Linked DNA regions of Homo sapiens: region 2 is linked to region 1. A link is a contact called in ENCODE Hi-C or POLR2A ChIA-PET data. All regions are on one chromosome and are shown on one strand. The core of a region is the stretch at or near the end of the contact, and the rest is flanking DNA. Distances in the headings are between cores, read along the strand shown.

Region 1 (4,227 bases), core at 635-3,134:
AGGATGAGAGATGGAGGTCTGTTTTCATTCTTTTACATATCCAGTTTTCCCAACACCATTTATTGAAGAGGGTGTCCTTTCCTCAGTGAGTGTTCTTGGCATCTTTGTCAAAAATCAGTTGGCTGTAGATATGTGGGTTAATTTCTGGGTTCTCTATTCCGTTCCACTGACCTATATGTCTGTATTTATGCCAATGCCATGTGGTTTTGGTTGCTACAGCTCTGTAGTATATTTTGAAGTTTGATAGTATGATGTCTCCAGCTTTGTTCTTTTTGTTCAGGATTACTTTGGTTATTTGGGGTCTTTTGTGGTTCCACACAAATTTTAGAACTTTTTTTCCCATTTCTGTGAAGAATGTCATTGGTATTTTGATAGGGATTGCATTGAATCTGTAGACTGCTTTGGGTAGTATTGTCATTTTAAGAATATTAATGCTTCTGATCCATGAGTATGGGATGTCTTTCCAGTTGTTTGCATCTTCTTAAATTTCTTTCATCACTGTTTTGTAGTTTTCCATAGAAGTCTTTTACTGCTTCTGTTAACTTTATTCCTAGGTATTTTATTTTACATTTTTAATAACATAGGTTTTAGTGTCAGATCCAAATTCAAATTCTGGTTCCAACTTTTATGAGCTGTGTGTCCCTAGGAAAGTGACTTAAGCTTCTCTGACTCTGTTTTCTTAATTATAAAATGGGAATAACACCAACCTCATAATATAGTTATGGAGATTAGCTGAGACCGTAATTAGAAAGTGCAATATGTACCCAATATGACATGAAAGCACTGGGCATATGATCTGGCACATAGTTTACCCTCAGGTGCTAAAGTGGTGTTTGAAGAAGGTGAGGCAAGCTGAGGTGTGTATAATCAGTTGAAGGTCAAGAGATCCATGTGGGCCGGGTGCGGTGACTCACGCCTGTAATCCTAACACTTTAGGAGGCTGAGGTGGGTGGATCGCCTGAGGTCAGGAGTTCGAGACCAGCCTAGCCAACATGGCGAAACCCCGTCTGTATTAAAAATACAAAAATTAGCAGGGCGTGGTATTGTGTGCCTGTAATCCCAGGTACTCAGGAGGCTGAGGCAGGAGAAATTGCTTGAACCCAGGAGGCAGAGATTGTGGTGAGCCAAGATCACACCACTGCACTCCAGCCTGGACAACAGAGCGAGACTCTGTCTCAAAAAAAAAAAGAGATCCATGTGCCTGTTGGGCTGGACCAAGGGGTCTGTTGGCTTTGGGGTTGTTTAGGCCATGGAAGTGGGAGGTTTTTCATGCATGAAATTCTCTGGTCACAGCCAGAGAAGCTGCAATTTTGACCTCATCAGTCCCAGCAAAGAGGACCAATTTGTGTAAAGTCTAGTGTGCCACAGACCTTTAAGTGAGACCTTTACCAAATTGGGAAAGTTAGTCACAATTGTCATGTAGGTCCTTTGCCACAGTTACAGTCTGCCCAGCTCCAGGGCTTCTTAGGGGACATCTCAGAGCCGAAGGAAGCCTGGTAAGAGAACATGCCCCCTTCTGGACCTCAGTCTCCCATCTATGCACTGACGGTGATGGATGAGATGGGAGGGTTGGGCCCCGCCTGCAAAGTGAGAATATTGGCTCCAGAGACAGGAAACCTAGTTCTAATCCGACATATACCTCTCCCTGGGTGTGCCACCTTGGACAAGTTCCTCAACCTGAGCCTTAGTTTCCTTGTTTTCAAAAAAAAAAAAAAAAGAAGAAGAAGAAGAAGAAGAGATAATGATAATATCTGGCAGCCCATTCCACAAGGAGGCATAAACAAATATATTCATGTGAAATGCTCTGTGTTGGGCTGGCATGTGGCAAACACCCAATAGATGATGGCTACTTTAATCACCACTGGGGAGAATCTCCTGTTGCTGACACTCTTGGAGCCAGTATGTCTCCCTCCCACTCTGGCCCCAGGGTTTGGCTCCCTGGATGCTCCCCATCCGGTCAGGAAGTGCCTCACAGCCTGAGGCAGCAGAGGAGTTGGACTTGTCCGGTGGGAGAGGAGCCAGTGGACATTATGTTCCTTCCCAGGAATGGGAAAGGGAGAATGTTCCTGGGTGAGGAGCAAGGCTCTGGGGCAAGCACACCCAGGAACATCCACTCCCGCTTCCCCACTGCCCAGAGCCAAGCGTAGTGCAGGGCCCTGTGAGGAGGAAGACACCAGAGCAGAGGTGCCGGCCTGCCTCAGGCTCCTGGCAATCAGGGCACACTCGTACAGAGTATATGTTCTCACACATTCACAGATATCCCCACACCCCGTACACACATGGTGAGTGACACAGATATATATTCGAAAGCCTCTCAGAAATGTACTCATGCATCCACGCTCACGTGGCCATGCACTCATCTACATTCAGGTGTACACATGTAACTCACAGATCCTGAAGTCCGGATTCCTACACATACACTCACACATACACAAGGAAACTCACTCATTCCCATACACTTACCCATATTCACAAATACAGTTGCCAACACAATCACACAGGTGTCGACATTCATGAACACATATATAAAAATGCATACCAGAAACATGCACATATAATTATACTCAAAGAACCAGGTACACCAAGGTCCCCTACCCTTCTAGTCTTCTGGAATCATTGATTACCATCATATCCAAATAAAATGGCTCAAGCTCTATCCCAGCTACTCTGAGAGGCGCTCCCTCCCCGGTACTCCCATGGAGTTCACCTGCCAGGTGCATTTGCCACCCTGACCTTGCTGCAAGCACCTGAGACTACAGCCCTATCTCCTATGCCCACCTTTGTTCCAAAATTCTCATTGACACAAGGTTCTTGAAGCTACCCAGCTTTTGCTGAAAATATAAGAGTGGGCAGAAAACAGCCCTATGTTTCTAAAATGTGGTGGCCATTCATTGTCTCCGTGGAGTGCAGCCTCCCGCTCTGCCTCAGTGTCTCCATCCTCATTTCCTCGTCACATCTCTCTCTCCCACCATTTCTGAGCCCTTGCCCCAACCCCACTCACCAGCCTTCACCCATCAAGCCTCTGGAACTCCCAGAGAACAAGACCAAAATATCATTTTAGGCAGAGCCATTCAGTCCTCTCTTGTATTTCTCCTATCCCTTCTGGCTCAGGGACCAAAGGGGCCCATTAGGCTCTTTCCTAGACTAATAATAATAATAAAGCTATGTAAGAAAAACTCTCTGGAAAGGAATTGTGCCTCTCTCCTAAAAGGCAGAAGTGGTTTCAGACAGTATTTGATGTCAGCGACATTTTTCTTACGCACTTGCGCACACACACACACGTACAGACACACACACTCTTTGCCTCTTTCTTTTTTTCTCTCTCTCTCTGACACACACACACACACACACACACACACACACACACAGCCTAGGAGAATTAATTTCCTGTTTCCTACTCTCCTCCCACTCCCCCTCCCATCTTTGGACAGTTGCTGGAAACCAAGAGGCTGGACCCTCAAATAGGTCCTAGACAGGGACAGGGGTAGGGTGGGGAGAACAGATCTTGTTAGGAAAGGAGTCAGGGAAGGACCTGAATGGGCCTCAGTTTTGAAGGGCACCAATGTATTTACTAAATCACACCCTGCACTTTCCCGCCTCTCAACCTCTGCTCTCACAGTGCCTCACCCTGGAATGGCCGCATCAACCCTCCAGCTCTGGCTAAGTCCTCCGTTCCCAAAGTCTTAGCCTCTGTCAGTCCCAAATGACTCTCTCACTATAATAATCCTCATAAGCTGTCATGTGCACCTCTACCAAAATTCTGTACCCTCTGATTTATGAGGCAGCCCCTGGGGCCGCTACATGTTTCCCCAACTCTGTGGTGAACTTCTGGGGAATGCGACCTATGTTCCCCCAACTCTGTGGTGAACTTCTGGGGAATGCGACCTATGTTCCCCCAACTCTGAGTCCCTAGTATACCCAGTATACACAGCCTGGCACAAAGAATGCTCAATAAATTATATATCATTTGCTTCATCTCTCTGTATCTAGAACTCATTAAAATCTGTGTCATCAATATCTCCATCATCAATATCTACCTACATAAAGCCTACCTGGCTTAGCCCCAAATCCTCAACCTGAGCAAGAAGAAGCTGATTTCTGCTCCTGCCTTTACTACTTCTTGGTTTTCTGACACTGAGAAGGTCATTTAGCTTCTCCAGATTTTTGTTTTCTCATGTGCAAGATAAAGGAGTTGAACAAAGACAGTGGTTTTCAAACTGGATTCCG
Region 2 (4,227 bases), core at 642-3,141, 41 kb after region 1:
TCTTGCTCATTCCGCCCCTTTACCTCCACCTCCACCTTCACGTTTATCTAGCTCAATGAGACTCCACCTGGCCTCTCATGATAGAATCACTTAAGGAGCTTTTAAAAATGCAGGTGTTTAGGTATCAACCCAGACTAACTGAATCAGAATTTCTGGGGGTAAGGCTCTGACACCACTATTTTTATATAATTCTCCAGGTTATTTCCACATGCAAACAGTTTGAAAACTGCTGATTCTAGTTAATTCCCACTTGATTTAAATGCCGCTTCCTCCAGAAGGCCCTCCCCAGCCTCCCTCCCACCATAATCCAACTACCCCAACCCCCAGACTAGACCCAGCCCCTCTCTGTATGTTCCCATTGTCAGTCTCCCCCAGGAAGCTGCTAGCTGTGTGGACATAGCAATACTGTCCCCATTGTCACTGGGTTCTCAGAGCCAGGGCCTTGCACAGAGGATGTGCTTGTTCTTATTTGCTGACTGACAGAATAAAGACAAACAGATTTGTAGACGTTGAACAATTATTCACTGGTGCCTGCTCTTTGCTAGATCCCGTTGTAGACTCTGGGGATTGAAAACTCAGTAAGGCATGGTCCTTGACCTTGAGATGCTCAGAGTCAGCAGGGAAGACAGACGTGGACAAATAATTACAATGTGTATCTGACTATGGGCACAGGTGGAAGGTTGGCAATTTCTTCAGTCCAATCCAGATGGCCAATACCTGTGGGTGTGCTTTGGGGGCACGAGGAGGTGAAGAAACAGAGTGAAGAGGAGGAGACAATTCAGTTGGTGTGTTGTGGGGCCCAGGGTTTGGACTGAGGTGTGCTGGAGGAGGAACCATTCTGGATCCCCTATGCCCAGCACAGGTCCTAGAACATAATAATAGGTGCTTATTAGGAGCTTGTTGAGTGAGTGAATGAATAAGTGATAGAATGAGACAAGTCAATGCATAATCTCTGAGGAACTGGAGAACTCACTGGGCTAGTATCAATGTGTATTTTATAGACTTCTTTGCTATGAGATTAGCTAGAAGCACACAGCTAGTAAAGCAGTGGTCCATGGGTTTTAGACCCAGAACAGTGTCATGGTTAAAACAACACATTTCAGAAGCCAAAAGGAATTTCAACATAACTCAAGTCCTTTATTTGTATTCCTCAAACACCATTAAAGGGACTTAAAACCCGCAGTTACACATCTCAAGGTGTTTGTTTCCTTGTGTTTTAGCACTCTCGTCCACTGCCCTTATACTTCTAAGGTCCCTTGCAGCCTGTCTTAGCTAAATCCCCCCAAACTCCCCCAGCCCAGACCCACAGGCCCATCCCACCTATTCTCTCCCTCTATTCCCAGGTCAAGAGGACGACACTGGCAGGACCCTCCTGGGAGCAGAGAGGACAGAGGAAGGAGAGAATCTGAGCAGGCAGAGCAGGGAGGGAAATGTTACAAAAGAGAACATTTTTTTGGTCCCATGACATATAAGATTTGCATTTCACATATGAAACATTGTCGCCATCAATTGCCTTAAAAAGTATCCCTAAGGCTGGGCATGGTGGCTTACGCCTGTAATCTCAGCACTTTGAGAGGCCAAGGCGGGTGGATCACCTGAGGTCAGGAGTTCAAGACCAGCCAACATGGCGAAACCTCACCTCTACTAAAAATACAAAAATCAGCCAGGCGTGGTGACTCACATCTGTAGTCCCAGCTACTTGGCAGGCTGAGGCACGAGAATCTCTTGAACCTGGGAGGTGGAAGTTGCAGTGAGCCGAATTCATGCCATTGCACTCTAGCCTGGGCAACAGAATGAGACTCGGTCTCAAAAAAAAAAAAAAAAAAAAAAAAGTAGCCCTACGTTCCATAGTCCAGTGATTTGAAGTGTGTTTGTAGCTCAGTGATGATCTTGCATCATCTCAATCCAGGGTGGGGCACACTTTTCCTGTCCCTCCTCATTCAGGCCCTTGACTCATCCTTTGTTTCAAGGCTAGGTTGAAGACAGGGACGCTGAGCCACCTCACCCTGGTGTCCAATCTGTGGCTGCTGAGAATTCACACTCTTTCACATCAGCTCATCTGCTTGCCAAATCAGAAGTAAGGCCCCAGGATCCCTGGCTCTCTCCCTTAGGGTATTAGTTAGCCTGCTGTCTAGGCAGAATGCAGGTAACAGACAATAATCTCCTATTTCATGCTTGTTGAGTGTTTCCCTATACATGACAGGCCTATGGGAGACAATTAGGAAACCTTGGATTTTCATCTCTTGTCCATTCTCTTGGGATGCCAGCAAAATGAAGGACAAGCAGACAGGTGAATGGGAAAATCCATGGCTGGACAAGTGACGGCCATTAGAGAGATGGTTAGCTCTAGCAGGGGCACTGGGCACAAAGAGACAGTGCAGCCAGCACCAAAGTTTTATTGAGCTATTCCTCAGTGCCAGAAGCTACACTGGGCCTTTCTGTATGAAAGGCCATTTAATTGCACAAGCTATCTGCAAGATGGGCTTCACTGCCCACTCCCCACAGGCTCCAGCCATGTTGGACACCTACATGCACTGTCACTCCAGTGTTCTCATCTACTCCATTTCATCTCACTGAATACTTTCCCATTCCAAAGCCTCAGATGGCCTTTCTCATTCCTTCCTTTCCTTCTTCACTGAGTCACTAAAAGTGGCTCTACCATGTACCTGCTATATGGGGTTGGGCAAGTGACTTACCCTCTCTGTGCTCAATTTTAACATCACTGAAGTGTGGATGACAATAGCACCTCTCTCATGGTCTGGGGATGATTAAATGAGTTGGGATGTGTAAAGCACAGTGCCTTGTGCACAGTATGCTCTGTTTAAGTGCTAACTGTATGGATTACCTACCAAAGGTTAGGCATTGGGTACCATGGAGCTCACAGCTCCCTCTCCTTCCACCGCCAGTGAGATCCTGCTTGCAATGAAGCTCAGCACTAGTGAGCCTTTGAGCCAGAAGCACCTGGCTGAGTGGTTTGAGCTTGGTAAGAGGGTCCTATCCAGTACCCTATCCAGTTCCCTTTCCTCTTAGTAAATTCCAAGTGCCTTTCAGTGCCCTTTTAAGGACAAGTGCCAATGAGTGAGACCCATTTGCCCATGGTGACCCATGGTGAGATGGGGCTCCTTCCTCCCTTGTCCTGGGTGATGCCCAGTGGGTCAGATTTTAAATCCCACTTGGGATCTAGATCTCAAGATTTTCTAAAATGTGAATATAATCATATGCCCTGCATACACACATCAACATACTCAGGAAAAAGCCCTAATGCTTTCAGTTTGCCACAAAGTCCCATGCGATCCAGCTCCTGCCTTCACTAACTCATGGACTCCGGCCTCTCCTTGTCATGCCCACCCTGCAAGCTATGATCCAGCCTCTCTGAGCCTCAGTCCCTCACATATGCCACGCACACTGTGTTGCCTCTACTAGCACACGCTGTTGCCTCTGCCTAGAACCTGCATACTCCTTGCCACTCACAGCAGTGACTCCCACCCATCCATGACATCTCTGCGTAGGCCTCAGATCCTTTAGCAAGACTTCCTTGATTCCCGGAGTCTGGGTTTGCTGCCTGCTCACCTAACTCTGATCTCCCCGGGCCATCACAGCCTTGTTGGATTTCCTAGGAACTCCACAAGGAAAAGGCCAAGCCACTCCTCCTCACTGCTGCATCTCCGGGGACTCCCGCTGAGTTTACAAACAGTACAGGCTCAACAGATACTTGCCAAGTGAAGTGTCTACCCTTGCAGTGCTCAGGGAACCCCGCGGAGAGGGGACAGTGCATGTTCTTTGGTCACATTCCAAGGAAAAGGCTGCAGCCACCCTGTGGCTCCTCATCTGAGGCTGCTGAGGGTGTCTGAAGTCCTCAGAGGACAGGCCAGGAGAAGAGGACTGCTGACCAAGCATCTCTCTGACTCACTGAGCAGAGGAGGGAGGAGGCGGGTGCTAATTGCTTGGTCCCTCCACACCCAAAGGAAGGCCCAGGCTTTGAAGCGGCAGCTGGGTCACATAGAAGGCAGAAGCAGCCAATTAGGTGATGCTGCAGCTTGCGGGCACCTCTGAGCCCACAGGAAATTATTAATAAAGACATAACAACCACGCAGCCCTTTGTGTGGATAAATAATGACACCCTGTCTTCCCCAGTGGCCTAGTCTAAGCACTCTGCAGCCACAATCTAGTTCATCCGGCCCCTTGGAATGCCAGCGCAGCTAAGGGAGGAGCTCCTTGGGTCCACCC

The links. A loop is a pair of places that touch in the nucleus more often than their neighbours do. ChIA-PET counts read pairs that join two places held with the same protein, here RNA polymerase II (POLR2A). Pooled maps may share reads with other maps.
Region 2: a loop to region 1 is called in a map of mammary epithelial cell, with 3 times the contacts of the local background. The contact joins two enhancer-like sites. A Hi-C loop is called at or near these places in 10 of 168 maps with a recorded cell type or tissue (MCF 10A, aorta, ascending aorta and 7 more) and 10 of 50 pooled maps. POLR2A ChIA-PET finds 5 or more read pairs at or near these places in 3 of 52 experiments (MCF 10A, OCI-LY7 and endothelial cell of umbilical vein).

What each region holds. Positions count from the first base shown.
Region 1 is chr11:19,626,212-19,630,438 of GRCh38, forward strand. It overlaps a transcript of NAV2 not described here. Among named protein-coding and RNA genes, the nearest start is that of MIR4486, 53 kb to the left of the region's middle. Within about 2 kb of position 1,885, at least 15 of the 41 ENCODE cell types and tissues checked have a DNase peak (open chromatin) inside an H3K27ac peak, as active enhancers do; they include mammary epithelial cell, where a contact is called at or near this core.
Region 2 is chr11:19,666,725-19,670,951 of GRCh38, forward strand. It overlaps a transcript of NAV2 not described here. Among named protein-coding and RNA genes, the nearest start is that of NAV2, 44 kb to the right of the region's middle. RefSeq lists an enhancer at 3,455-3,976. Within about 2 kb of position 1,892, at least 5 of the 41 ENCODE cell types and tissues checked have a DNase peak (open chromatin) inside an H3K27ac peak, as active enhancers do; they include mammary epithelial cell, where a contact is called at or near this core.